2 separate regions of the Homo sapiens genome follow, and region 1 is linked to region 2. The links are chromatin loops, found by intact Hi-C in ENCODE. Cell type or tissue: mammary epithelial cell. All regions are shown on one strand. Links, peaks and the distances in the headings refer to the core of each region. The heading gives the core; the rest is flanking DNA. Region 1 holds the start of LOC122394732. Region 2 has its middle 57 kb from the start of NXNL2.

Evidence for each region. A loop is a pair of places that touch in the nucleus more often than their neighbours do. Peaks named below come from ENCODE experiments on the same cell type or tissue, not always from the same donor. Only the 100,000 strongest peaks of a DNase experiment are listed, where the experiment ranks them.
Region 1: it touches region 2 in a loop (8-fold over the local background); 4 of 110 quality-filtered maps call a loop at or near these places.

Annotation. Positions count from the first base shown.
Region 1 is chr9:87,941,044-87,956,614 of GRCh38, reverse strand. It overlaps LOC122394732, which reads right to left and starts at 401. Exons shown (of 1, transcript NM_001395917.1): 1 at 1-401. The coding sequence starts at 348. The coding sequence ends at 115. It also overlaps the pseudogene LOC645937. RefSeq lists an enhancer at 4,124-4,977. In mammary epithelial cell, for the core only: a CTCF peak has its summit at 5,662 (motif pointing left); no DNase peak of the experiment used is centred there.
Region 2 is chr9:88,584,412-88,599,982 of GRCh38, reverse strand. It overlaps a transcript of NXNL2 not described here. Among named protein-coding and RNA genes, the nearest start is that of NXNL2, 57 kb to the right of the region's middle. RefSeq lists enhancers at 5,923-6,082, 10,080-10,585. In mammary epithelial cell, for the core only: a CTCF peak has its summit at 6,001 (motif pointing left); no DNase peak of the experiment used is centred there.

The DNA of each region.
Region 1 (15,571 bases), core at 4,545-7,044, 640 kb after region 2:
AGCCACTTCTACTGCTTTCTTGGGTCACAGAGAGATACAGAAGGAGACCCAGGTGTGTTCTGTCTGTATTGGATGTTTCAGATGAACTCGTCCCCTATGGTGGCACAGCATCAGTCACCACAATGGCTTTTGAGGAAAATAGCCAGTTGTCTTGTGAAGCTTTACCAAAAATCTCTTCAGGGCTGCTTTTTCTCTATCAATCTCCCTGATCTGGATGTCTAAAGCCTTCTGGATGCTTTGGATCTGAATCCTGGTTCTCCTTTCCTCTCCAAGGTTGTTCACGAAGGCCCTTCGCAGGTACAGGGAATCTCCTGCTTTGAAGGCGCTCTTATTCGTTACGAAGCCCATGCCACCTGTGTTCACACTTTGGTGGAGGATGTTCAAGACAGGACAGTGAGGCTGCCTGTAAATGTCTCTGGAAAATGATTCTCCTGTGGTTTGGAATATTATAACCACAGCACCATGGGAACAGAATCTTGGAGCTGAGTGGCATCAGAGATCCACTTAGCCCAAAACCCTTACATTTACTAGTGAGAAGATTTTAAGCTTGCAGCTGTTCTTAGTGTAAAAATATAGATGAGTGCATTGATAGACCAGAATGGCCATAAGGATGCTGACTGCCATCCTGGGCTTCTACTTAGGCTGAAAGGTAAGTGCCTTTCGGTCCTCATAAATCAGGACCAGAATGTTTATGGAGAGAAAAAACTAGAAAGTTGATTCAATAAATTTGTTTAGTTTCAGAAGCAATTCTTTATTCCTTTATGTGTATGCATCCTTGAAGTTGTTAAATAATTAAGATTGTGCCATTTGTCTAGGTTTGGGGTTACACTTAAATTAGATAACTTTTTCATGAGGTATTTAGTTTTCATATAAGAAAGAACAGGAAACAGAAAAATACACGTTATCTATTCTTTTGCTCAAAAAGGAAACAAGAAATCTAAACGAAAAACCAGTAAGATTAGAGAGACAGGAAGAGGCAGGGTAGATAGGATGGGGGAATGGGAGTAGAAAAGGAGGAATAGGAAGAGGGATACCTTTTTGAGTGTACCCTTTACCTGTTCTTATATTTAGAAACAAGCTAATTTTTCATGTGCTCAAAAATAATTAAGGAGTGGGAGGGATGCTACCCTAAACTACTTTATGTGTATTCTAAGATTGTGCAAAGAAGTAAATACAATATGGATAATGAGGGCCGGGTTCTCTCTGTTGGAGAAGGAGCTATAAATAAGAAAGGAAGAAGGTTAAACTATACCTGTGGTGCTGAATTGGAATTGCAGATACCAGTATAAATTTATGATTCTACGAATCAGTATGAATCTGTAGTTATGTGAATCCATTATTACATGAACCAGTATGAATGAATGGTTCTATGAATCAGTATGAATTCTTGTGAAGAATGGCCCACTAGACCTTCTGGCCTTCAAAGGTACCTTAGGAGTTGGGATTTTGTGACTCTTCCTCGCATGAATTGAGCCCCATTTATTCCCAGCTTCAGAATTATTTCTGAAAAATTCAGAAGACAGGTTTTATGTCTCCTCTTTGGGTTTTATCTCTGACTTTCACCTAAGTCTTGATTATGTTATTTTATTCCTTTAAAATTCATCATGAGCAGATACATGTCAAATTCTTCCTGCTGTCTTTAATCAGGAGCAGAAAATCGGAGCAATGTGTCCTTCATGTCTAGGAAGGGGCATTTTTCTTCTGACAGGATAATTTTATTAGTTTTCAACTTTCAACTATAGCCTTTGGAAAGCGTCAAAAGACTTAGTATTCATATTCATGTCACTAACTAGAAATGAATGTACTTACTGAGAGCCCAATCAGGCCCACACACTTGGAAGTGACATCTCAAGAGACCTTTCCAGACAGGACACTCTGGCAGAGATGACCAAGCTGGCACGAGGTGTGGAAATGAATGTTTGGACAGAAAAGACTTGGGCAAGAAAACCCCTTCAAATCACTGAAAGGCTGGCCTGTGGAAAAGGAAGTAGACACTGTGCCCTGACCGCAAAACCAGGATCAGCAGATGGAAACAGCACATTACTGCTCAGGGCCAGGAGGAATTTCCCCAACTTCTAGAGGTGTCCACTGATAAAATAAAATCATTGTCACTGGCGATGTTCAAACTGAAACTGAAAGATCATCACAGGGGTGTATACAAAGCAAGAAGCTAGATGGTGTCACCTCCTTTGGAAATATCCTTCACCGACCTGACATAGATGTGAACTATGCCCTGAGGTGGACTCCTCTGAGACACCCTGAGCACTGCCCTGCTTTGGAGGATGTTTGAAGAGTGGCCATGGCCTGGGAGGATCTGGGCTGCTCTCCCACAGGCTGTCAAGTCTAAAGTTTGCTAGTTTTCATGCAGGTGAATGTCAGTACATATATGCAGAAGACATAAACTTGAACATATAGCAATACAAACTGTCCAAAGTAAAAGAAAAACAAAAGACTGAAAATAAAGAACAGATCATAAGTGACCTGTGGGAAAACTTCAAGCAGCCTAAATACAAATACCTGTAGTCCCTGAAGAAGAGGAGAATGGAAGAGAAAAATTATTTGATGCAATAACGGCCATAATTTTAAAAAATTGGATGAAAACTATAAACTCACAGATCCAAATAATTCAATGAAACAGAAGAACAAGAAACAAGAAGAAAATAAAACCAAAGCATATCATAATAAAATTTTTCACTACTAGTGATAAAACAGCCAGAGAAATAATATTACATATAAAGGAGCAATAAGAATAACAGAAGAGGCCAGGCATGGTGGCTCTTGCCTGTAATCCCAGCACTTTGGGAGGCCGAGATGGGCGGATCACGAGGTCAGGAGTTTGAGACCAGCCTGGCCAACATGGTGAAACCCCATCTCTACTAAAAATACAAAAATTAGCCAGGCATGATGGTGTGTGCCTGTAATCCTAGCTACTCAGGAGGCTGAGGCAGGAGAATTACTTGAACTCGGTAGGCGGAGGTTGCAGTGAGGCGAGATTGTGCCACTGCACTCCAGCCTGAGCAACAGAGCGAGACTCCATCTCGAAAAAAAAAAAAAAAGAATAACAGATTTCTCCTAAGAAACAAATTAAACTAGAAAAAAACAAAAGCACCATCTTTATAGTATTAAAATTAAAAACAAAACAAACTGTCAACCTAGAATTATATCCTCAACAAAAACTAATTTTAGAAATGAAAGACAAGGATAATCACTTTTTTTCAGAAAGGGAAAATCTGAATGAATTAATCACCAGCACATGTGCCCTATAAGAAATGTTACAAGAAGTCCTTCAGGCAGAAGGAAAAGGATGCCATATGGATATATGCATCTTCACAAAGGAATAAAGAACACTAGAGGCCGGGTGCGGTGGCTCATCCCTGTAATCCCAGCACTTTGGGAGGCCTAGGCGGGCGGATCAGGAGGTCAGGAGATCGAGACCATCCTGGCTAACGCGGTGAAACCCCGTCTCTACTAAAAATACAAAAAATTAGCTGGGTGCGGTGGCAGGTGCCTGTAGTTCCAGCTACTCGGGAGGCTGAGGCAGGAGAATGGCATGAACCCGGGAGGCGGAGCTTGCAGTGAGCGGAGATAGCGCCACTGCACTCCGACCTGGGCGAAAGAGCGAGACTCCATCTCAAAAAAAAAAAAAAAATACTAGAGCCGGGCACAGTGGCTCATGCCTGTAATCCCAGCACTTTGGGAGGCCGAGGCAGGCAGATCACGAGGTCAAAAGATCAAGACCATCCTGGCCAACATGGTGAAACCCTGTCTCTACTAAAAAAATACAAAAATTAGCTGGGTGTGGTGGCATGCACCTGTAGTCCCAGCTACTCTGGAGGCTGAGGCAGGAGAATCCCTTGAACCCAGGAGGTGGAGGTTGCAGTGAGCCGAGATTGTGCTACTTTACTCCAACCTGGTGACAGAGTGAGACTCCATTTCAAAAAAAAAAAGAACACTAAAAATAGTAAGTATGTGGGTAAATATAAATGATATATGTTTTCTTATTTTACAATTCTCTTTGGAAGACTTTCTAAAGCATAGTAATAATACATCGTGGGGTTTATGATATCTGTAGAAGTAACATATATTGTAATAATAGCAAAAAAGCCAATAGAGTAGAAATGGAACTATACTATTGTAAGGTCCTTATGCTATCACATGAAGTAGTATAATATTACAGAAAGTTAGTGACGAAGAAGTATAAACAAACATAGGGCAACCACTACAAAAAATAAAAAAGACAGTTACAGCTAATAAGCCAACAAAAGAGATAAAAATAAAGCTAAAACAATTACTCATTCCAGAAAGAAGGAGGAAGCTGAGAACCCTGCATAGAGTTGCCCAGCTCCTGGCCCTGAACAGGTCCTAAGGGAGGGTGAGTGAAGGAACTATGGGCAACACACTCCTGCCATGGGCTTCTGGGATCCTATAGCCACAAGAGATGCCATGGCCCCACAGTGGGGTCATGCCCGGGGAACTGCCAGAGAGTAACCAGAGGCAGAGCTCATGCCTGCGTGGAGCCAGAAGGTTTTGTGTGCAGGGCAGCTGCAGCAAAACACAATCATAGGTGCCCATCCTCCAAGGCACTCCGTCTTGCGCCGAGTGGCTCTAGCCCCTGCTCAATGCTGGGCAGGAGAGAGCAGGGCTGTCTTTCCTGTGGGACCAGGGTGCATCTGACCTCCCCCGACTCCCCCTGCCCCCTGCTCAGCATCTACTGGCCCCTCCTAAAGCCTTTGCCTGGCTGCTCCTGCAAGAGCATGCACAAAGCACAGCCTCCACTGCCTTGCCTGGGAACACTTTGGCTCCCCCAGCACAGCCAATGCTCAACTCAACAGGACAAAGCTGCAGGCCCAGTCCCAAACCGCCAGGGTGTGAGAATATAGCTCAGGAGTATTGAGCTGAGATCTGTGACTGGAGCTTGAGCAAGAGAGGAGCCTCCACTTTCAGAACACTGAAAAGAGTGCGGCACAGGTTCATGGGACAGTGTGGGAGCTAGGCCTGCCTCCCCCTGTAACACTGGTCTAAAAAGGATGCAGCTTATTTGCCAGCTGCAGCCTCTGCCCAAGGGTGTCCCAAAGCCTAGAGCACCTAACAACCCAAAGATCTAGTGCAGAAGGCTTGGGACAAAACTAGCTGGCTAGGCCAGCTCCAGGGCAGACACTAGGAGACCCAGTCTGGGTAGCACAAGCTGGGTGGTTCCCACAGCCATCTGCTGGGCAAAAAACCCTGGGCCACAGGTGCCACACCAGCTGCACACCCACAGCAACACCACCCTCCCCAGGGATCCTCTACCCTTGACCCAGTGCATCCACAGACACCTGCAGACATAACCCACAGCCTGCTTGGACTCTGCCAAGCACAGAGGATCAGTGGGCCCTTGGGGAGCTGCAGGTCTCCTGGAGTCCTAACCTTCAGTTCAGGCTGCCCCTAAGGGAGGCAGGAGCGCAGCCTGCCAGAGCCCCCCTTGGGGCTAAGGAAACATGGGGGCAATGCCAGTGATTGGAGGAGCTTCCCTAAGGCCTGAGAATGCACTTAGTGAGGGGGTCATCTCTCACTGCCCCCTCCTCAGTCTCCCCCACCCAAGAGTACTGCTGCAAACATGCTAAAATACAGAGGAGGCAGGTGGCTGAGAGCCTATCTGCTGACCCTTACACTTTAGCACCATCTACTGGATTATGGTTTTAATTACACCACCAAACGAAAATGCCTTCAGCGCACATCACCTGTGAAAGCCAATGCAGGTGTCTAGCCACAAATAAAGATCCTGTAGGAAGCCTTGGCCCTCTGAAAGCACCTAGAAACTAAACCTATCAACTATACTCAACATACCGCACAGTCAAACCTTCAATGGAAATAAACATATAAAAACAAAAAGCCACATCCAATGACAGCAATTTCAAAAAGACAAAGGAACATAAGCCCTCTCAGATGAGGATCAGTACAAAACGCTGGCAATTCAAAAAGTCAGAGTGTCTATTTACCTCCAAAAGATCACACTAGCTCCCCAGATTGAAATGGCTGAAATGACAGAGAATTCAGAATCTAGGTGGCAAGGAAGCTCAACAAGCAGCTAACAAACATATGAAAGAATGTGCATCATCACTAATCATCAGAGAATTCCAAATCAAAACCACAATGAGATACTATCTCACAACAGTCAGAATAGCTATTATTAAAAAGTCAAAAAACAACTGATGCTGGCAAGGCTGTGGGGAAAAGGGAATGCTTATATGCTACTGGTGGCAATGTAAATTAGTTCAGTCACTGTGGAGAGCAGTTTGGAGATTTTTCAAAGAAGTAAGAATTGAACTACCATTTGACCTAGCAATCCCATTACTGGATATATACCCAAAGGAAAACAAACCATTCTACCAAAAAGACACATGCATGCGTATCTTCATTGCAGCATTATTCACAATAGTAAAGACATGGAATCAACCCAGGTGGCCATCAACAGTGGACTGGATGAAGAAAATGTGATACATATACACCATGAAATACTATGCAGACATAAAAAAGAATGAAACTGTGTCCTTTGCAGCAACATGGAAGCAGCTGGAGGCCATTATCTTAAGTGAACTAATGCAGAAACAGAAAACCAAATACCACGTTTTCATTTACAAGTGGGAGTGAAACATTAGGTACAAATGGACATAAAGGTAGGAACAATAGACACTGGGGAACACGAGATGAGGTATAGAGAGGAGAACAAGGGCTGAAAAGCTAACTGATGGATACTATGCTCACTTCCTGGGTAATAGTCAATCATACTCTGAACCTCAGCATCACGCTATATACTTTTGGAACAAATCTGCGTATGTACACCCTGAATCTAAAATAAAAGTTGGAAAAAAAACCCCTACTCATTCCAAGAGCAGGCAGAAAAAGACAGAAATGGGAATGAACAGAAGATGGGACAAACAGGAAGCAAACTATTACAATGGTAGAATTAAGCTCAGTTATGTCAATAATATTAAATGTAAATGGCCCATCTAAACAGCCCCATTAAAAGGTAGATATTGTTCAATTAGATAAAGAATTAAGATTCATCTCTATGCTTCCTATAAGAAAAACACTTTAAATATAAAGATGCAAAGAGGTAAAAGTAAAAACACAGAAAATGATATACCATGGTAACACTGAGCAAAAGGAGCTATAGTGGCTAAATCAGTAACAAAGTAGACATCAGAGAAAAGACAATTACCAGGGTTACAGAGAGTCATTTCATAATGATAAGGGGTCAACTAATCAAAAGTTTATAACAATTGTATATATTTATGTACCTAATAATTTCAAAATACATGAAGCAAAAACATATAGGATTAGAAGAAAAAAATTAAAAAATCCAAAGTTATACTGGGGAGATTTCAATACCTTTTTCTCAATAACTGATAAAATAAAAATAGACAGAAAACCAGTGACAACATAGAAGACTGAAACATTATCGGCTGGGCGCGGTGACTCACACCTATAATCCCAGCACTTTGGGAGGCCGAGGCAGGTGGATCACCTGAGCTCAGAAGTTTGAGACCACCCAGGGCAACATGGTGAAACCCCATCTCCACTAAAAATACAAAATAATTAGCCGGGTGTGGTGGCGCATGCCTGTAGTCCCAGATACTGGAGAGGCTGAGGCAGGAGAATTGTTTGAGCCCCTGAGGCAGAGGTTACAGTGAGCCAAGATGACACCACTGCAATCCAGCTTGGGCTACAGAGTGAGACTCCATCTCTCTCTCTCTCTCTCTCTCTCTCTATATATATATATATATATGTATATGGGCCATTTACATTTGATATTATTGACGTAACTGAGCTTAATTCTACCATTCTAATAATTTGCTTCCTGTTACCATATACCATTGAAACACAATGTATCAATGTGTGTGTATATATATATAGTATCAATGTATATATGTGTGTATATATGTATCAATGTGTATATATATACAGTTTATGTATATATAAACTATATATATAAACTTGCTGTAATATTAATACTCTACCCAATAACATATGTTCCTTTAAAATGCACTAATAAGATTTCCAAGATAGACTGTATTCTTGGCCATAAAACAAGTCTTGATTAATTTTAAAAAGATTTAAATCATATATAGCAGACCACTGTGAAATCAAAGTAAAAATCAATAACAGTATCTCTAGAATATCTCCAAATACTTGGATATCAAACAGCACACTTCTAATTAAACCATGAATCAAAGATATCAAAGGGGAAATTAGAAAGTTTTTTTTTTTTTTCCTGAGACAGAGTCTCACTCTGTCACCCAGGCTGGAGTACAGTGGCATGATCTCAGCTCACTGCAACTGCCACTCCCAGGTTCAAGCGATTCTCCTGCCTCAGCCTCCTGAGTAGCTGGGACTACAGGCACCCGCCACCATGCCTGGTTAATTTTTGTATTTTTAGTAGAGACAAGGTTTCACCAGCTTGGCTAGGATGGTCTCAATCTCCTGACCTCGTGATCCACCTGTGTTGGCCTCCTAAAGTGCTGGGATTACAGTGACAATCAAAACACAATGTATCAAAATTTGTGGAGTGCAGACAAAAGGTCTGTATTAGAAAAGAAAGCTCTCAAATCAGTGATTTCAGCTTCCTACCTTAAAATACTAGAAAAAGATAAAAATGGATTAAGGACTTACATGTAAGACCTGAAACTGTAAAACTCCTGGGAAAAAAGTAAAGAAAAAGCTTCATGAAATTAAATCTTGGCAATGATTTAATGGATTTGACACAAAAAGCAGAGGCAACAAAAGCAAAAACAAACAAGTGAGACTATATAAAACCAAAAATCTTCTGCACAGCAAAGGAAATAATCAACAGAGTGAAAAGGCAACCTACAGAACAGGAGAAAATACTTACGAACCATACAACCAATAAGGGGTTAATTTCTAAAATATATAAGGAACTGCTATAACTCAATAGTGAAAACTCAAATAACTCAATTAAGAATGAGCAAAGAACTTGAACAGATATTTTGCCAATGAAGACATAAATGGCCAAGTGTCTGAAAAGGTGTTCAAATTCATCAATCATTAGGGAAATGCAAATGAAAACCACAATGAGATATCATTTCTGTATTAGTCCATTTTCACACTGCTATGCAGAAATACCTAAGACTAGGTAATTTATAAAGAAAAAGAGGTTTAATGGACTCACAGTTCCACATGACTGGGGAGGCCTCACAATCATGGTGGAAGGCGAAGGAGGAGAAAGTCATGTCTTACATGGCAGCAGGCAAGAGAGCGTGTGCAGGGAACTGCCCTTTATAAAACCATCAGATCTCATGAGAATTATTCACTATCACGAGAACAGCAAGGGAAAAACCACCCCCAATGATTCCATTACCTCCCACCAGGTCCCTCCCACAACATGTGGAGTTTATGGGAACTACAATTCAAGATGAGATTTGGGTGAGGACACAGCCAAACCATATCAATCTCATACCTGTTAGGATGATTATTATTAAAAAAAACAAAAGATAAAAGTGAGGTTGTGAAGAAATTGGAACTCTTGTACACTATTGGTGGGAATGTAAAATGGTACAGCCACGATGGAAAACTGTGGAGATTCTTCAAAAACTTAAAAATGGAATTACTATGTGATGCAGCAATTGCACTCCTGGTTATATATTCAAAGGAGTTAAAATTATGATCTCTAAGAGATATCTACACACCCATGTTCACTGCAACACTATTCACAATAACTAAGATACAAAAACAACCCAAATATCCACTGATATATGAATGGAAAAAGAAAATGTAGTATATATATATATATACAATGGGATACTGTTCAGCCTTAAAAAAAAGAAAATTCTACCATTTGTGACAATATGGATGGACATAGAAAACATTATGCTAAATGAATTCAGTCACAGAGAGACAAATACTCCATGATTCCACTTAAATGAGGTATCTAAAATAGTCAAACTTATAGAAGTAGAAAATAGAATAGTGGTTGCTAGGGGATAGGGGAGGGGGAAATGGGGAGTTGCTGAATGGGTGTATAAGGTTACAGTTAGACAAGATGAGTAAATTCTAGAGACCTGTTGTACAACATAGTGCCTACAGTCAACAATATGGTATTATGCACTTAAAATTTTAAGATCTCATGTTAAGTGTTCTTACCACATACACACAAAACAATAAACAAATAAACAAAAAGCAACAAAAGGACACAAGAAAACTTTTGTAGGGATAGTATCACGAGAATATGCATATGTTCAAACTCATTAAATTGTACACATTAAATATATATAGTTTTTAATATATCAATGATATCTCAGCAAAGCTGTTAAAAAATTAAGCTGACATACACAATAAGCACAACAAATTGGAAGAGAATATGAAAGTTAAATAAGCCAAAGGGAAAGATAAAGAAAATAAGCCAAAGGGACAGATAAAGATTAGTAACCATGAAATAGAAAAGAGAAAAAATATAAAGAAATGAATTAAAAATGGTTCTTTGAGATTAATAAAGTCATAGATTCTACAGATATTCAAAGGATATAAGAGAATATTAACAACTTTATGTTAATATATTCAACAACTTAGATGAAATTCCTTGAAATAGATAAATTACCAAAGGGCACTCAAGAATAAATATATCTATTAAAAATTAAACATAGTTAAAAACATACCCACAAAGAAAACCCTAAACATATATGGCTTCACTGTCAAATAGCACTATATATTTAAGGAGTAAATAATGTTGATTATACACAAACTCTTCTAGAAAATTGAAGAGGAGGAGACATTTTCCAACTTACTCTATAAAGCCAGTGTCTCAGTCCATTCAGGCTGCTATCACGAAATAACTTATACTGAGTAATCTATAAACACAAGAAAGTTATTGCTCACACTTTTGGAGTAAGGATAGACCAAGATCAATGTGCCAGCAGATTCAGCATCTGTCAATTCCTCATCGATGGCACCTGCTATGTGTCCTCACAAGGTGGAAGAGGTGAATGAACTCCCTTGTGCCTCTTTTATGAGAGCGCTAATCCCATTTATGAGGTCTCCACCCTAACGAAATAATCATCTCCTAAAGTTCCCACCTCTTAATACTATTGCATTGGTGGTTAGGTTTCAATGCAGTGAATTTTGGGGGAAACACAAACATTCAGACCACAGCAGCCAGCATTACTCTGAAACCTTTTTTGGTTTCAGAGCAGATATTACAGGAAAATAGATATTACAGGAAAATAAAACTGCAGATGATAATCCCCACCATGCACACAGACACAAGAATTATCCAGTTAATAAAAATGTAGCTAAATGAATCACACAATATATAAAACAGTTCATACATGATGACTAAATGGGGTTTATCCCAGAAATACAAGGTTGCTTTAATTTTGAAAATCAATTAATATAATGTGCCATATTAACAGAATAAAGATGAAAAATTCTATGACCATGTCCGCAGATGCAGAAAAAGCATTTTACAAAATCCAATATTAATTCCTGATTAAAAACTCTCTGGAAACTATGAATTGAAGAAACTTCCTCAACCTGATAAAGTATACTGACCAAAAACCTGCAACTAACATCGTATTTAGTGAAAAAATGCTCTTCTTCCCACGCCACAGGAGGACTTCCCAGCGCTCGGCGGCCCCCGCCCACCCCGGATGCCGCGCCCCCAGGCTTCAGCGCTGTGGTGCTCCTGAAGGGCACGCCTCCCCCTCCCCCACCAGGCCTGGTGCCCCCAATCAGCAAGCCGCCCCCCGGCTTCGCTGGCCTTCTGCCTAGCCCCCAACCCCGCCGCCGCCACCACCACCACCACCACCACCACCACCACCACCACCACCACCACCACCACAAAAGCACCCAGGCCGCCGCCTGCCCCACGGGCCTACCTAGTCCCCGAGAACTTCTGGGAGAGGAAACTTCAGCTCATCCAGTCCATCAGGGACTTCCTGCAGAGCGACGAGGCCCGCTTCAGCGAGTTCAAGAGCCACTCAGGGGAGTTCAGACAGGGCCTGATCTCCGCAGCCCAGTATTACAAGAGTTGCCGGGGTCTGCTGGGGGAGAATTTCCAGAAGGTCTTTAATGAGCTGCTGGTCCTGCTGCCCGACACGGCCAAGCAGCAGGAGATCCTGTCTGCACACACGGACTTCGGCAACCGCGAGAAGACTCTCAGCACCAAGTCCAAGAACAACAAGAAGAGTGCGTGGCAGGCCACCACCCAGCAGGCGGGCCTGGACTGCCGTGTGTGCCCCACCTGCCAGCAGGTGCTCACGCATGGCGACGCCAGCAGCCACCAGGCGCTGCATGCTGCCCGGGACGACGACTTCCCCTCCCTGCAAGCCATCTCCAGGATCATCACGTAGCTCCTGCCAGCGTGGCCAGAGCTATTGCACCATGAGCGTCCTTCCTCCTTCCTCTCCGGGCTGCCAGGCAGCCAGGTCAGGCCCGGTGAGGCCACCTGGCCTCTTGGTTGGCCAGGCCCACCAGGAAGTCACCAGGACGGTCCACCTGCCCTGTTGGCACACTCAGGCGGGAGTCCACCCCTGCCTCAGTGGTGGGCCAGTCTCGGTTTGCATTCTTGTGCTTTTGGGAGGCGCCAGGGGAGGGAAGGGCTGGGATGCTGGGACCTGTTGTTGCTGGCAAAGCCAAAGGTCACAGTGGCCTGATCTGGGCCCTCCCGAAGCTGAGGGCTGCAGCCCCTGCGGCCTCAGAGCTGAAAGCTGCGGCGCCACTGGTGCCAGAGTCAAGATGTCACATATGTGTGTTGTGTAAACAGTTGGCTGTTTCGTGCTTCAAGAATGTTCAGGATTAAAAGCAGACAAGAAATTGTGCTACTTGAAGTTGAATCTTTTTATGAGACAAGCTGAATCTGGGATCTCGAATTGCCTCTGACCTTTTATAAGACATTTTATCTTCAAATAAATTTATTTTGCAATACCACACACACACACACACACACACACACACACACACACACACACACACGCTCTTCTTCTAATATCAGGACACAGCAAAAATGACCACCCTTTCATTCTTATTCAACAATGTATTAGAGATCCTAGCCATTCTAGCCAATAAAAATAAGATATAGAAAGTGATCTTATTTAAATGGAAGAAGTAAAATTCTTTAATTTGAAGATTACATGTTTTATTTTTATGCAGAAAATTCTATAGATTCAACAACAAACTACCAAAACTAATAACTGAGTTTAGGAAGATCACAAGACATAAGGTCACAAAAATCAATTGCATTTGTATTCATTAGCCAAAAAACTGAATTTAAAAATGTTTAAGTACAATTTATAAGGTACCAATAACATATAAAATATTAAGATGTAAAGCCAATTAAGTATATGCAGGAGATATACGTTGAAACTACAAAATAGTGATAAAAGGAACTAAAGAAGACCTAAATAAATGGAGAGACACATGTTCATGGTCAAAGACTCAATATTTTTAAGATATCAATTCTCCCCAAATTGATCTACAGATTCAAAACAATCTCAGTAAATCTTTTAGAAGGATTTTTTGTATGTATTGACAAGATTGACAAGATGATTCTAAAATTTATATAGGAAAGCAGGTAACCTAGAATAATCAAAACAACTTGAAAAACCCAGTGTTTAGCCGCCCTGCCATATCCATTCTTTTGCCAAATTATTTTCTTTTTTTTCTGTTTTTGAGACAGAGTCTCGCTTTGTCACCCAAGCTGGATGTGCAGTGGCGCAATCTTGGCTCACTGCAACCTCCGCCTCCCAGGTTCAAGCTATTCTCCTGCCTCAGCCTCCCAAGTAGCTGGGACTACAGGCACGTGCCACCACACCCAGCTAATTTTTGTATATTTTTAGTAGAGACAGGGTTTCACCATATTGGCCAGGCTTGTCTTGAACTCTTGACCTCAAGTGATCCACCTGCCTCAGCCTCCCAAAGAGCTGAGATTACAGGTGTGAGCCACCGCACCCAGCCCCAAATTATTTTCAATGCCACTTTGGTCATATATAAAATTTCCTTATGATTGTGATTCTGTTCCTTAGCCTGTATTCTCTTCTCTTATACAACCACTATCTTTGCTCTATTATCACCTATCAAATTTATTATAAACTTAAAACATGCCCTCTCTGTGCTAATTTTTGCCTTGTTCTCCTTCAAAATTGTCTTGGCTATGTTTGGCCCTCTTATCTTTCATATAAAATTTAAGATATTTTTGGAATTTCCATAAAAATCTGTCATTATTTTGACAGAAATTGTATTGCATATATGATCATATTTGAAAACCAAAATCTTTATGTTACTGTCTTCCCATCCATGATCATCTATCATAACTTTATTCAGTTTTTCTTTTAATACCTCTGACTAAAGTGTTATATATTTTGAACAGTCTAAATTTATCATGCCATGTATATAATAGATTGATCATGTGTTTGTTATTCTAAGTATCTTTTTAAAAATCTACTTAATGTAACTTTTTGCTGGTATTTAAAAATGCAACTGATTATTCCTGGTATGTTTTCCTCTGACTACTTTTAAGATCCTCGTTGTCTTTAGTCCTCCCCATCTTATTATGTTTTTTTTTTGAGACTGAGTCTTGCTTTGTCACCCAGGCTGGGGTGCGGTGGCGTGATTTTGGGTCACTGCAACCTCTGCCTCCCAGGTTCAAGTGATTCTTGTGCCTCAGCCTCCTGAGTAGCTGGGATTACAGGTGTGTACCACCATGCCTGGCTAATTTTTGTATTTTTAGTAGAGATGGGGTTTCACCATGTTGGCCAGGCTGGTCTCGAGCTCCTAATCTCAAGTAATCAGCCTGCCTTGGCCTCCCAAAGTGTGAGATTATGGGCATGAGCCACCATGCCCGGCCTAAGATGTGTGCTTTTTATTTCACGTTTTTAATATGTTTTTGTGCCCTATGTTCTTAATACACTCTGAAGCACTGTCAGTCTTCATCTCACACCTAGAGTTGCTGTTTTCCCAGGCTCCTCATTTTTTCCCTCAAAGCTACTCCTTTTCCTTTGCTATCTATCATTTATACAATGTCCAGAGTGAGATTTTTAAAATGCAATTCAGATAATATCATGCCCCTGCTTAAAAGCCTGGGAATGATTTCCTTTGCATTTAGGGTTCTTAAAAAAATCTTTATAGTAGCTGACGAGGCCCAGCCAATGTCCACACCCTTTCTTTGGCATCCTCCTTTGTTTTGTGATTTAGTCCCACTGACCTCCTTCAAATTCTTTCCAAAAAATTCCTGTCAGGCCATTCACTCTCTGGTCTGTTTGGGCCACTGCTCCTCACTCACCGTACCTGCCTCATTTGTCTTTATTCTTCATGTTGGAGCTAAAGTATAACTTTCTTAGGTGACTTTCTCCATGGAACCTACTATTATAACTCACTGTCCTTGTTAAACTCCACATAACACCCTGTTTTTCCTTTATAGAACCTACTGCATATTGTGATTATATGTATATTTGTGATTACTAATTTGTTTCTTTCTCCTTCCTTACCACAAATCTTAAGACAAAAATTAGCCTTTTAAGGCCAGGCATAATGGTTCATGCCCGTAATCCCAGCACTTTGGGAGGCTGAGGCGTGCCGATTA
Region 2 (15,571 bases), core at 4,783-7,282:
TCTGTAGATGTCAATTAGGTCTGCTTGGTGCAGAGCTGAGTTCAAGTCCTGGATATCCTTATTAACCTTCTGTCTGGTTGATCTGTCTAATATTGACAGTGGGGTGTTAGCGTCTCCCATTATTATTGTGTGGGAGTCCAAGTCTCTTTGTAGGTCTGGAAGGACTTGCTTTATGAATCTGGGTGCTCCTGTATTGGGTGCATATATATTTAGGATAGTTAGCTCTTTTGTTGAATTGATCCCTTTACCATTATGTAATGGTCTTCTTTGTCTCTTTTGATTTTTGTTGGTTTAAAGTCCGTTTTATCAGAGACTAGGATTGCAACCCCTGCTTTTTTTTTGCTTTCCATTTGCTTGGTAGATCTTCCTCCATTCCTTTATTTGGAGCCTATGTGTGTCTTTGCACATGAGATAGGTCTCCTGAATACAGCACACTGATGGGTCTTGAGTATCCAATTTGCCAGTTTGTGTCTTTTAATTGGGGTATTTAGCCCATTTACATTTAAGGTTAATATTGTTATGTGTGAATTTGATCCTGTCATTATGATGTCAGCTGGTTATTTTGCCCATCAGTTGATGCAGTTTCTTTATAGCATCGATGGTCTTTACAATTTGGCATGTTTTTGCAGTGGCTGGTACTGGTTGTTCCTTTCCATGTTTAGTGCTTCCTTCAGGAGCTCTTGTATGGCAGACCTGGTGGTGACAAAATCTCTCAGCATTTTCTTGTCTGTAAAGGATTTTATTTCTCCTTCACTTATGAAGCTTAGTTTGGCTGGATATGAAATTCTGGGTTGAAAATTCTTTTCTTTAAGAATGTTGAATATTGGCCCCCACTCTCTTCTGTCTTGTGGAGTTTCTGCCAAGAGATCCACTGTTAGCCTGATGGGCTTCCCTTTGTGGGTAACCCGACCTTTCTCTCTGGCTGCCTTTAACATTTTTTCCTTCATTTCAACTTTGCTGAATCTGACAATTATGTGTCTTGGGGTTACTCTTCTCGAGGAGTATCTTTGTCGTGTCCTCTGTATTTCTGAATTTGAATGTTGGCCTGCTTTGCTAGGTTGGGGAAGTTCTCCTGGATAATATCCTGAAGAGTGTTTTCCAACTTAGTTTCATTCTCCCCGTCACTTTCAGGTACACCAATTAAACATAGATTTGGTCTTTTCACATAGTCCCATATTTCTTGGAGGCTTTGTTCATTTCTTTTTACTCTTTTTTCTCTAAACTTGTTTTCTTGCTTTATTTCATTAATTTGATCTTCAATCACTGATATCCTTTCTTCCACTTGATCGAATCAGCTATTGAAGCTTGTGCATGCGTCACGTAGTTCTCATGCCATGGTTTTCAGCTCCATCAGGTCATTTAAGGTCTTCTCTACATAGTTTATTCTAGTTAGACATTCTTCTAACCTTTTTTAAGGTTTGTAGCTTCCTTGCAATGGTTTAGAACATGCTCCTTTAGCTCAAAGAAGTTTGTTATTACCGACCTTCTGAAGCCTACTTCTGTCAACTCATCAAAGTCATTCTCCATCCCACTTTGTTCCGTTGCTGGTGAGGAGCTGCAGTCCTTTGGAGGAGAAGAGGTCCTCTGGTTTTCAGAATTTTCAGCTTTTCTGCTCTGGTTTCTCCCCATCTTTGTGGTTTTATCTACCTTTGGTCTTTGATGTTGGTGACCTACAGATGAGGTTTTGGTGTGGATGTATTTTTTGTTGATGTTGATGCTATTCCTTTGTATGTTAGTTTTCCTTCAAACAGTCAAGTCCCTCAGCTGCAGGTCTGTTGGAGTTTGCTGGAGGTCCACTCCAGACCCTGTTTGCTTGGGTATCACCAGCAGAGGCTGCAGAACAGCAAATATTGCAGAACAGCAAATATTGCTGCCTGATCCTTCCTCTGGAAGCTTTGTCCCAGAGGGGCACCCGCCTGTATGAGGTGTCTGTTGGCCCCTACTGGGCAGTGTCTCCCAGTTAGGCTACACAGGCATCAGGGACCCACTTGAGGAGGCAGTCTGTTTGTTGTCAGTGCTCAAACGCCATGCTGGAAGAACCACTGCTCTTTTCAGAGCTGTCAGACAGGAACGTTTAAGTCTGCAGAAGTTTCTGCTCCATTTTGTTCAGCTATGACCTACCCCCAGAGGTGGAGTCTATAGAGGCAGTAGGCCTTGCTGAGCTGCAGTGGGCTCCACCTAGTTAGAGCTTCCTGGCCGCTTTGCTTACCTACTCAAGCCTCAGCAATGGTGGATGCCCCTCCCCCTGCCAGGCTGCAGCCTCACAGGTTGACCTCAGACTGTTGCACTAGCAGTAAGCAAGGCTCCCTGGGCATGGGACCCACCCAGCCAGGCACGGGAGAGAATCTGCTGGTCTGCCAGTTGCTAAGATCATGGGAAAAGCACAGTATTTGGGCGGAAATGTCCCGTTTTTCCAGGTACAGTCTGTCACAGCTTCCCTTGGCTAGGAAAGGGAAATCCCCCAGCCCCTTGCACTTCCCGGGTAAGGCAATGCCCCCACCTGCTTCAGCTGGCCTTCTGTGGGCTGCACCCACTTTCCAACCAGTCCCAATGAGATGAACCAGTACCTCAGTTGGAAATGCAGAAATCACCTGTCTTCTGTGTCAATCATGCTGGGAGCTGCAGACCGGAGTTGTTCCTACTCGGCCATCTTGGAATGGAGGGTGAAGCATCTTTTATTCTAATGAGGCAACTCTTGGTGGCTTCCTAGATATCTTGAGGATTGGAGCTAGTGGCCAAAAAGACCAAGCCTTCATTAGAAACTTGGAACTTTGTCCCCACCCCTGACCTTTAGGGAGGAAGGAAAGGCTGGAGGGTGAGTTAATAACTAATAGCCAATGATTTAATCAGTTGTGCCTATGTAATGGAGCCTCCATAAAAACAAATTATGGGGTTCAGAAAGCTTCAGGGCTGGTGGATACATGGAGATGGTGAGAGGATGAGATGCCCAAACAGGGCATGGAAGTTCCCTGCCCTTCCCGCATACCTTGCCCTATGTCTCTCTTCCTTCAGGCTGCTCCTGAGTTGTAACCTTTATAATTAACTGGTAACAGTAAGTGAAGCACTTTTCTAAGTTCTGCAAGTCATTCTACCAAGTTATTAAACCTGAATGGGGGTGTGGGAACCCCAATTTTGTAGCTAAAGTAGACAGAAGTGTAGGCAAACTGAGGACCTGGTTCTTGCAACTGGAGTCTGAACTGGGGGCTATCTCGTGGGACTGAGCCCTTAAACCTGTGGGGTCAGCTAACTCCAGGTAGTTCATGTCAGAATTATGGAGTCTTCATTAGGGAAAGGGCTAGTGGGACCAAGGGAAAACAAAAAGAGGAAACAGATAAGCTCTAAGTCTGCCTTTCTTCATGGTCCAGGACACATGGCCCTCCTGTGCAAATAACTCACGATCTTCCTGTGCCCAACTGTCACCGGATACCTGCAAGCGAGTTCACTGGAACCTCATCATTTTCAGCACTGCACAAACCCTTCTTCAGCTTATAGCATAAACACTATTCTATAAAATCCCCACCAAGCCTTTGTCTCCTTGCAGTCAGCTCCTCTCTTGCTGATTCTGTCTGTTGCTTTCTTACAACGTATTTTCCTACTTCCTCTAATAAATCTGCCTTTCTTTGCCTACCACTGTCTTGATAAATTATTTTACCCCTGCACCACCGGCCCAGGCAGTCACTGCTCACCCACAACAAAAATAGGACTGAGTTACTGGACACCCAGTTTGTGTTTGGAGAGTTGCAGAACCCTTGGTCGTTGGTGTGGAAAAAACCAACACACTGGTGTGAGTCAGAAGTGTTGTGAATTAAAAAAGACCTGTGTGTGTGTGTGTGTGTGTGTGTGTTTACAATTGCATCTCTATCTACAGAGAGAAGGAATGATGAGGCAAATATGGTAAAATGTGAAAAATTGGAGAATCTGGCTGAAGGGTGTCAGGAGCTCTTTCTATGCTTTTTGTAATTCTGGAAAAAATGCTGTTTTGTTAGTGTCCTTTGTGCCGCATGACACACTGCTCCGTCTCATGGAAGGAACCACCTCTTTCACCCAGTTTTTCCACTGGCAATGACTTTGTATTCTTCAAATTTAATTTGAACACATTATACCAGGTGTATATATACCAGGATATGTAGGTGTAATAGTTCTCAACGCTGTGTAACAAATTATCACACACTTATGATTTAAAACAACACTTCACCAGCTCACAGGTCTGTGGCTCAGAATTTTGCAATGGCATGGCTGGGTTCTCTACTCAGAGTCACACAAACATAAAATCAAGATGTTGACAGGCTGAGTCTTCCTCTGAAGGCTCTAGGTAAATATTTGCTTCCCAGCTCATTATTCTTGTGTCAGAATCCAGTTCCTTGTAGCCATGGGCCTAGGGTACATGTCTCCTCACTGACTGACTACAGGCACTCTGCTGTCTTCTAGGCCAGCAGAGCCAGAGAAGGGTTTATGTGACTAGGTTAGCCGACAGGAGAGTCTCCCTATCTGAGGTCAAACATACTGCGTAACCTAACCTAATCACAAGAGTAAAATTTGTCACAAAAGACATTAAGTGAAAATTCATAGTCCCAGGATGTGCATGATCTTCAGGGATGTCTTATGATTCTGCCTACCACATATTTCTATTGATAAGAACTTAACATATTTTACAAATCACAAACCAAACTGTAATGGATTAGTCAATACTTGCTGCTAGGAAAATTATTGATCTTATTGAGGGAAAATAAATCAGCTTTCTAGTCTAACTTCATGTTACATATCAAGATAAATGTTGAATGGATTAAAAGGTGAAATATAAATCTGAAATCATAGAAGTATTAGAAAAACTGTAGGTGAATAGTTACCTTTCTTTTGCATAGGGGTAGGAGATTTTGCATAAAAAATAGCAAAAAAACTAATAGAACTGAAATTACTATAAACAAAATTAAATAATGCAGTAAGCAAAAGGGGAAATGTTGACATCAAATAGGAGAAAGTTTATTTATAATATTTCAAGAACTCACAAATTTGGTGAGAAAACCCTAATTGTAAAATAGGCCAGGTGTGGTGGCTCATGCTTGTAATCCCAAGACTTTGGGAGGCTGAGACAGGAGGATTGCTTGAGCCCAGAAGTTCAAGACCTGCCTGGTCAACATGGCAAAACCCTGTCTCTACTAAAAATACAAAAATTAGCTAGGCATGGTGGTGCACACCTGTAGTCCCAGCTACTCAGGAGGCTGAAATGGGAGAATCACTTTAGCTCAGGAAAGCAGAGGTTGCAGTAAGCCGAGATGGTGCCACTGCACTCCAGCCTGGTCAACAGAGCAAGACCCTGTCTCAAAGAAAAAGAAAAGAAAAGAAAAAAATAAACAAGAGACAGAACCTTCAAAAAAGAAGAAACAAATATGCAAACAAGTGCCTGTATGAATGTTTGCGCTCACAGTCATTAAAGAAGTTCAGATTTGAGCCACACTGGAATGGCATGTTTTACCCAAGAAATTGTAAACATTGAAAATGCTAGCAGTCTATGACAGCAAGGATGGCATAGGAAGCCCACTCCACTCACTCTACTATTGTTGAAATTGAGAATTGGGACAACATATCTGAAAATGAGAATTTAACAATGTGTATCAAGAAATTAAAAATTATTTAAATCTCTGACCTAGTCGTTCCACTTCTAAAAGTATATGCAAGGGAAATTAAATGAAAAAGAGACAAAATTATATCCACACAGTGATGACAAGAGTGCTGTTTCTAATGGTCAAAAAATGGGAACAGCCTAAAAATCCAACAGTAAACTATGATTTGGAGACGGAGTATTATGTAGCCATCAAAAAAGAGTTTGTGAATAATTTTTATGGAAAAGGGCTTTTTGAAAGCATAAACTTTTGAGAAAGACTGAAAAGAAAAGCAAAATATTAACTGTGGTGTCTGTGGAAATATGGTTTGGTTTCATTTCCTGCACTCTGCAAAATTTTCTCTCGGGGTATTCTTAACCTGGAGTTATGGGCCCCCTGGTGGTGAAGGGGATCTATAAAAACCCTCAACAATCGTATATTGGGTGTATGTGCAATTTTCCCACATATAAAACAAGCCCTTGAAATGAAATTATGTGGGCTCTAACCACCAAGAAAGCTGAGTCATTTTTTTCCTCAAGAAAGCAAAGACCCTGAGGACCTACACGTTCTCTTCCCCAGCACAGCCTACCATTTCCAGGGGCAAAAGAGAACCACGGTGCCCCACAAATCCCACCTGCCAAGAATCTGTCCCAGGCAGTGTCTCTAGAGCTTCTGGGCAGGTGGAGGAGGCTGCAGGGAGCTGCAAAGAAAAACCAACTTTCCATTTGGCATTTGCAAAGCCTTGACACAGAACCAGGTTTGTCTTTGTTTTTTGCTTGTTTTTTTGTTTCTTTGTTAGCTTTTGCACCTTTTTGTAGGTGCATTTTTTTTCAAAGGCAGAGAATTTCCTTGCTCATTCCCCTTGTCTGCCTGAAAGATGCAGATGGAATGTGTACCTGTATCCCCAGTGGAGATTCGTTCAGAGTCCTGAGCCTGCAGAATTACCTGCACTTGTTCCTGCTTCACGAAATCACAAGAATAAAAATGTTAGCAATCTCATCTTTGTCTGTGAATCAGTTACTCTGAGAGTGTCTTAGGCAAAGGCTTTTGGAATTCCCTTTTGCCCTAGAAGCCTGACCTGCAGAGGTGTGCACCCCACACTCACCATTGTTGCTCCTGCTGAGCTGCCTGCCCTGGGCTTGAACGACCAGAGGCTGAATGACCAGACAAATCAATAAGATCCAATGGGCCGAGGTGACACATAGCCCCCAGTGCCAGTCTACAGGCTCTGCACAGATGCCGATAGGTCATTTTTAATCATGATTTTCGATTTTTCAACCCCAGAATGCCTTATACACCCAAGTCTCACCGTGCGGATTCCCTTCTTTAGAAATTACAGCGCTGCATGGAAAGAGGCTGCCGGCAGGCTTGTGCTGCCTGGGTCAGCGTCCTCCATGTGCCACTGATCAGGGCTGAGAAGGCTTCGCAGAGCGCATCTCGGTGTCTTTCCAAAAGCCCAAAACTCTGTATTATGTGGCATCCTCAGACTGGTCTAGGAGAGCCCAGAGCTCCCCAGCTCCTCCTGAGATCAGCTTTTCGGGGGTTGAGAGGGAAAACACAACACTGAAACACGCACACAACTGACAATAATATCCTTCCTCTGCTGGCAGCCGAGTCCTGAGAATGAGTTTGAATAGTTTGGGAATGCCCCGGCCCACTGACCTTTCACCCAGCCGCAGATGGTAGACTTTTATTTTTATTTTTACCAACTCTTGCTCCTGCTCCTGATCCCTTAAGGTTTGAACTCTGTCCTACATGTTGTTCCCCTCTGTGTGCCCATTGCTGCAGGTTCATTATACAGGTAAACTCGTGCACAGGGGTTTGGTATACAGGTTATTTTGTCACCCAGGTACTAAGCATAGAACCCACCAGTGATTTTTTTGTAATCCAGCCCTAAACCTAAAATAAAAGTTGAAAAAAAAAACACAAAAAACTACCTATCAGGTACTATGCTCACTGCCTGGGTGATGATATCATGGTAGTACTCACCCCCAAACCTCAGCAACATGCAATTTATCCATGTAACAAACCCACATACATGCTCCCTGAACCTAAAAACATAAAATAAAATAAAAAAATAAAAGAACCCTGTCCTACATGGATAGAAATTATTTCAAAACATACCTCAAAAATGCCAGGACCTCATGCTCATTTGCCACTTGGTTAAGTCACAGTTATCCTATGTGACTGTTAGATGAGTTTCCTTCAAACGTGAGCCCTCTTCTTAACAGAGAGTTGTTCCTGACTTGGAAACTCTGCTTTTCAGTGGACCATAAGGTGCCCCTCACTCATTGCAAAGCGCAGGGAGGTTCTTGAGCTCTCCTGGCTGGAACACAGCAGGCAATTTCCTCCGTGAAGCTTAACTTTTATTTTATATAAAAACAGATAAATTGTATGTACAACATATAATTTTTAACTTACAACAAAGTATAGCTACATAATTTTATAGTGGGGTTTTGTGATGACACATTAGGTCAAAGTAAAGAGCACAAAGTTGAACTACAATGCCGCCAGTTGCAACGCTGCCCACACGAAGGGAGCTGGTCCACAGTCATATGTATGGCACGTTCGTGTCCTCACAGCAACGACACAGCTTCTGAGCTCCATCCTCTGCCTGGAACCAAGCAAGTCTATTTTGCTGCTAATAGTAAGGCCCATCTCAATTTCAGAATTTGTGTTAAAGAATGAAAGAATTCTGTGTTGAGACTCAACAAAATACTGTTGTCGAAATGTGCGCAGCTGCTGCAGGGTCCTCATTCACTGGCCTTGCCAGGAAGCCACAGAGTCGGCAGGCAGAAAACGATGCCCACATTGAGTGGAGAATTTCTGTTTCTAATGAAATCTTCCACGCAGTTGATGGCCTGCATACCCTGGCCTATTTTCCACAGCAAACAGAGTCCTTCCAAAAGATTCATCAACTTAGCAGCATGCATTACATATACACACGATAGACCCTTTCCCCCTCCATTACTGCCTCTCAGCTGACTGCATTTGGCCTGAGACAACTTCATGGCTAGAAAAATCAATAGTGTGGAGGGCAGCCACGCCTTGCCAGTGGATCCATTATCTGTCTCTTTCCTATCTCCATTAATAGAGGGAAATGTTTTCTTAGTGTTATGCGAATTAGAGAAAGAAGCAGTGTCTGCCACAGAATATTGTATTTGTTGAAATTGCCTCTTTGGTGGAAATTTGCCATAAAGTATGTCTGACCAAAGGCTAAAATCACCCAATATTCCTGATTCACTTTCCCTCTTCCTGCTCCCAAGAGAGCATCGGCATTGGAGGTGCATGCTCTCCAGGGGACATGGATGAGAGTGAGGCAGGATATTTTCTTGACCCTTTTGCAGGACTCACGAGAAGGGTGCCCCTTTTACTCAGCTGACCATGCTCAACCCCTCGCAGGAGGGAGCACATGAGCGAACCAGTGCAGGAACCAGCCCGCCAATTCTGGCTTCTGTGCAGACAAGAGCAAACTCGGTTTACTCCAGCCCACCACACTCCATTTCTTGCCAGAGGGAGCGAGTAGGCAAGCCAATGCAGGAACCAGCTGGCCATTTTGGCGCCAGCAGAGAAAACTCAGTGCAGGCCCTGCGTCAGCATCCAGGTGGGGGCGCCTGCGATCCCAAGGCCCCAGAGGGCATGTTGCAATACTTAGTTCTACTGTCCACAGACAGCAGTGTGTTATCAGCTCAGTGGGCCTTTTGTCTCGCTGCGTGGGGCAGCTGCCCTCCACCAGTGAGGGCAAAGGGCCAGTGTGACAGCCTTTTTGGTACCCACATTTGGTAGGTCTTGAATTCTTGTCCAGTTCCAAGAAGAATGCGGTCACATGAACAAATTGAAGGATGATGAATGTGGAAATTTTATTGAGTGATGAGAGTGGCTCTCAGCAGAGAGTGGAACTGGAAAGGGGATGGAAAGGACAGGTCACTCTCCCCTGAAGTCAAGCAGCCTCTCTGCCTCCCTCCTCTGAAATCAAGTTGCCTCTCTCTGAAGTACAGCTGCTTCTCTCTACCAGCTAAATCTGGGGTCCTTATAAGCACAGGATGGGGGGTGGGGCAGGCCATAAGTAGTTTTGGAAAAGGCAACATTCAAATGGAAAAAACACATTACTCAGAAAAAACTAATAGGGAGAGAGTAGGCAAAGAGGGACGGAAGTTCTCACTTTAAGCCGTGGGTGTCAGGCTTTTTGGCTTGAAAGTGGGGCTTCACCAGGGACCAACTCCTGTCTGTCTAGAGTTTCTCTGCCTCCTGCCTCTATCAAGAGGAAATAGTAAAAATAAGTGAGGTGACAGCCATGCCCTATTCCAAGTGTCAATGTACAGTGGGGCACAGGCAAGGCAGTGGGGCCAGTGGCTCCCTGCTGGGCCTTGTCCTCAGATGGGCACAGTGGGTGGCTCGCAAGAAATTTGAGAGGTCTTCCCCACTGCCTTGCATTGATTCTGGAGCCTGTGTGTGCCAGCCCTCTGATCCCTGCAGGGCCACCCTCCCTGAAAGCATCTAGAACAGGGGTGATGCTGGGGTTGCCCCACACCACGCTCAGCCCTGCCCTCAGCCAGGCTCACCCCAGGGGGACAGGGTATGTGAGAGGCGTGTCTACACACCCCTACACAAGGCCAGGCCAGTGGGGACTTCTGGAGGCATCACAGGTGTGCATGTGGCAAGGGGCACATTTAAAGCTGGTTTCTAGTTCCTGCAGAGAAGAGGAAACTGGAGCCTCTCCCCTGTACCCTGTGTGTGCACAGCCCCATTTTCAACCTTGCTTACCAACCTTGGCACCATCCCTGGGAACGTTCCAGTTTTTAAGCTTCTCTGCTCCTCTGTTTAACTCTGGCCCTCTTGTCACACCAGAGCAAATCCTGGGACACAAAAGTATCCTAGCAGGACATGGGGTCAACAGAAAAGGCTACGGAGTGGTAGAACAAACTAAGATTTGGAGCCCAAGTTCAGTTTCCCTTGAGGTTTCTCCATGGAACCAAGTGAAAATGATACCCCCCACCCCTCCGCTCACACTGTTCCAGCGTGGACACACACACCACAATCTGCCATGAGCAAAGGAGAATTCTGGGCAGCACAAGCTATTGTGGCTAAATCCAGAATTAGGGTCCATTTTCCCCTTGCCCACAGCTGGTTGCCTTCTCTGCTCATGCATAGAGCAGACACTGAGGCCCAGGGCACCCTGCCCCACAGCCCAGCAGGGCAGACAGAGGCAGATCAAATCTCTCTTTCCTTTGTGTGATGTTCTTGGGTATCTTTTCCCACTATTTTCTGTGGGCAGAAAAGGGATGGTATAGAAATGTGTCATCTCCCACCCACAAGACCTCCACAGTCAGGAGAGAGGTAAGGATTGTTCTGCCAGCTCCTATTCACTTTATTCATTATTGAAGACTTTAAAGACGAGGTAATGAGACAACCTGGACCCTGTTGAAGTATATCAATAGTAGAATTTTTAAAAACAGAGCATGGCCCCTCTGCACGAAATCCACAAGTTTCTGTGTGTCTGCGTAGCTGTTGGGAGAGAACAGGCAGGACTGACACCACTCCTGCCGTTCCACCAACCAACCTCCCTGGCAGGGCCTTGCCTTTGGGGAAGCTCAGCCCATGAGTGGTATTAGTTCCTGTCTTCATCCATTTGGGTGGCTATAATGGAATACCATAAACTAGGTGGCTTATAAACAACAAAAAATTATTTCTCACAGTTCTACAGGCTGGGAAGTCCAAGATCAAGGCACCAGAAGACGTGTTGTCTGGCCAGGTGAAGGCTCCTTCCTCAGAGACAGCGCCTTCTCGCTATGTGGTAGAAGAGGTGAGGCAGCTCTCTGGGGTCTCTTTCAGGAAGGCACTAGTCCCATTCACGAGAGCTCCACCCTCATGACCTCATCCCCTCCCACAGGCCCCACCTCTTACTGACATCACACTGGAGAGTCAGTTTCAGCACAGGAATCTCAAGGGACACAAACATTCAGGCCATAACAGTTCCTTTCCCATGATCTTTAGTGCATTGACCACTGAAGATCACCAAACTAATCATCTCCATATGTACCCTACCTCCAACTGTCTCTATCTTCTCTTGCCCCTCCCCGCAACCCCATTTCCTGCCTGCATAGGAGAGACCTGCTCAGCAGCCTGGAATCTATATGGAAACATCTTCACAGACACAACACATCTAGCAAGAGCAAGGGCTGCAGCCATGGAGGACCCTTCAGAGTCCCTCAAGGCTGTGTTTGGCCTGGGACATTCCACAGGCACGATGAGCATGAAGAAGAGGTTCTGAGAGGACCTTGTGTGCCACCCTGACCTCATGCACACCCTGCTGGATGACCACAAAAAAGGAACAGATCCCACCACCTACACCTGGGGAACCCTGAGACCAGCCCTCCCTGCACACCCAGGGACGCTCCAGACCAGGTCCTGACCCACGCACGGGGATATGGGGACCAGAGGCCCACCCACACACTCAGGGACATAGGAACCAGAGCCAACTGTCCTTGTCCTCTTCTACCATGTACCTCAGGAGCTTAAGGCAGTGGCTTATGTGCCTGGAAAAGCAGAAGATTGCAGAAATCGTGTTTTGGAGGGAAATGAACTTGCAGGGGTTTTTTGGTGACAGGAAATGCTGTTCCCTGCCTGGATCTTAAATTTGTTTGCGAAGCATCTTTCTGAAGGTGGTCTGTCTTTCAAGGGTCAGAGCTTTGTTTTCCAAATTCAAAATTATAATTGATTTTCATGCTATCACACAGGCCAAGTTTTATTCTCCTTCCCTCCCTCCCTTCAGCAGTGGGCTGAGACCTGATGCCAGCCTGGTGCCTGGGCTCCATCACTGGGCAGAAAGGACCCAAGAGGGTGTTTGAGAGAGTTAGAATGCAACCAGGAGCACATCCTCATGCCCACCCTTCCTCTGCTGCTCCTTAATTTCCTTGTCTTGGCTCTTGTCTCCACTGCAGCTCTATAGAGGAAACATGTAGGCCTCACCCAAACACACCCTGCAGCCCTGGCCTCAGTGTCACCCTGTGCTGTTGGCACCCAACCCTGGCTTGCTGCCAGCAAAACTGAAGAAGAAAACACGACCTGCAGCAGTCCTTCAGATCTATTGAGAAATAGACGAGTCATTCCAATTTGAAAGGAAAGACAACCACAAGTTGGGGGGTGTGGGGGGTACTATCTCGTAACAAAAAAATTAACAAAAAAAAACCCTGCTGAGAAAATGACAAACACTATTTTTTATAAAGGGAAAGATATTTGGATGTACTGATAGACACAAACCACCTAGGCAAAGACCCTTCAGCCTGTAAAGAATGACCACTGTGAAGCACCGAGCACTGGCTCAGTGTTAAGCAAACAGGTGAATGAGTTGTATAAAGGAGGTGGAACTAGGGGCATCTTTAAATCTTTAACTTTAAAGTTAAGGCCTTCACTTACCACCTCATTATCAGTGAAGATGTTATGTTGCCTGCTATCTTCCTGAAGACACTAATACCTAAAAAACTCCAAGGGAAAATTATTTTCAGCCTGAAATTATACATTCAGCAAAGTATTCATCACATGTAAAGACAGACTAAAGAAATTTTCGTACATATAAAGATTCATAAAATTGACCTTTCTTGGCCCTTCCTTAAATAGCTACTGAAAATAATGTCCAGTAACATTAGGAAAACAAGGAAGCAAAGAAACAGTAGGCCCCACCCAGGAGAGTAAGAAGCAGCTCTAGGGTGAGAAATGCGCCACAGGCCTAGAGGGCAAGCAGCCCAGATGTGACGGGTTTATAGAAGTATGCAGAAGGGAAGACTCTTGGGGAAAGGGAGAAATCTAGTAGAACAAATTATAAAAATTGAACATTTGGGGACAATAACAAAAATATGTGGCTAGAAAATATACAAGTGAAAAATGAGGCAATTAAAAACTCCAGCAGAAACAAAAAGCTCCACAAAACAGGAAATGGACACATTGTATATTCACCTCTTGGGGCCTCAGTGAACAATATGTAAATAGCTATCCTAGTAATAAAAATATTGATTATTGATTCAACTGTATGATAAGATGTGAGAGAAGACAAAAACATGAGGCAAGAAAATCTGTCATTACAGAAAATCATTTCACAATTACTTAATAAAATTGATCAAATCAAGAAGTAATTATATGAGCATACTGACTAAAAGCTATGGAGGTGACTAGCAGAAGAAACTGCTAAGAAGTTTAAAAGTGAGTGACTCTGAGAAGCTGGGCTGGGGGACCTTGGGGAGGGGCAAGGGGACTTATTCTTTTCATTGTGAGATTTTCGGTTCTGTTTGATTCTTTGAATAATAAGTATGTTTTACACTGATAAATATGTATTTATTGATTTTAATAAATAAATATTCCCAATGGATGAACAAACCAACGTCTGGCCTGTGAAAGGGCAGAAAGAAGAAGGGCAGCAATTGGTGGTGAATGTGATGCAGTAAATAACCGAAGCTGGAGGACAGGACCTCCGGAGGCAAGGTGCAGGCAAACCCTTGGAGACAGGTGCAAAATTCAGGTGGAAGGGGAAAGGTGAGAGGGCCTTCCATTCAAGTCCTATCCAGTCGTCACTGCCTGGAGAAATTTATTGTCAAATGTGGTATCAATTCAAATTGAAATGTCTTCACTTTCATCACTCCTTTTTTACTCTCCTAAGCAATACTAGGAAATATTTGCTTTTGATATTCCTGGACACTTGGCAAGGAGTAGAATTTGTTTGTAACACACTGCTGCTGTGTTTATGCACATGGTTGGAACACATTCAGGGAAATTGTACCACAAAAGCCCAAGAAAAGTAATTCCCAGTGGTGAAAATAAACATGGTTTCTGGAGAAAATGCTACATATAATCATCACATGTTTGTCTGGATTCAAGAGAATGTTAAAATCACTTCTCAGGGAAAAGAACTCATCTAGGATAAGTGCACAGAATTGACCATTTTCCAAAACAATGATGGCAGAATTTCAGCTCTGTCTGGTATTATTGGTGTGTGTGGCTCAAAAAGAAACTTAAGAAAATAATTTATCCATGGAAAACTGAGTTGACCTGCTGAGGTGTGTCTTTACTGCTAATGTACATACATGTGAGGAGGGACATAGCCATATAACCTAGACTTCATAAAATGAAGTGAGAATGTGTTTTCTCATTAATTTATCAAGGGTTCTGTGCTTAATGACATGTAAGTGGTGATCTTTATGTCTCACCATTCAGAAACGAGATGTCATGAATTAAGATTTCAAATAGAGCTGAAGCTGTTGCCTCTAACCCTTCACCCTCTTCTTCAGGACCCATTTCTGAACTGACTTAGAAATACAACAGGAGAGGCAAGGCATGGTGGCTCACGCCTGTAATCCCAACACTTTGGGAGGCCAAGTCAGGCAGATCACTTGAGGTCAGGAGTTTGAGGCCAGCCTGGCCAACATGGTAAAACCCCATCTCTACCAAAAAGACAAAAATTAGCTGGGCATGGTGGCGTGTGCCTGTAATCCCAGCTACTCGGGAGGCTGAGGCAGGAGAATTGCTTGAACTCGGAAAGTGGATATTGCAGTGAGCCCAGATTGTGCCACTGCACTCCAGCCTGGGCATCACAGTGAAACTTCATGTAAAAAAAAAAAAAAACGGAAATGCAACAGGAGAAAATACACACCCACACCCCATACCTCATTGTAGCTCAGGAGACTAGCCACAGGTGAACTCCCCTGTCCTTAGAGCCTCTAGGAACTTGGGCTGATAGCTCAGATGGCTCAGACTCAGGAGGATTGATGACTGATCCTCCCTGAGTGGATGGTTTCTTAGCTTCAAACATGTTTTTTCTCTCTGGACATTAAGTGACTGTATTTTTTCGTTCAGGCTGTCATAACAAAATACCACAGGCTGAGTAGTTTAAACAACAGACATTTATTTCTCACTGTTCTGGAGGCTGGAATTCCAAGATTAAGATGCCCGGCAGGATTAGTTTCTAGGCAGAGCTCTCCTCC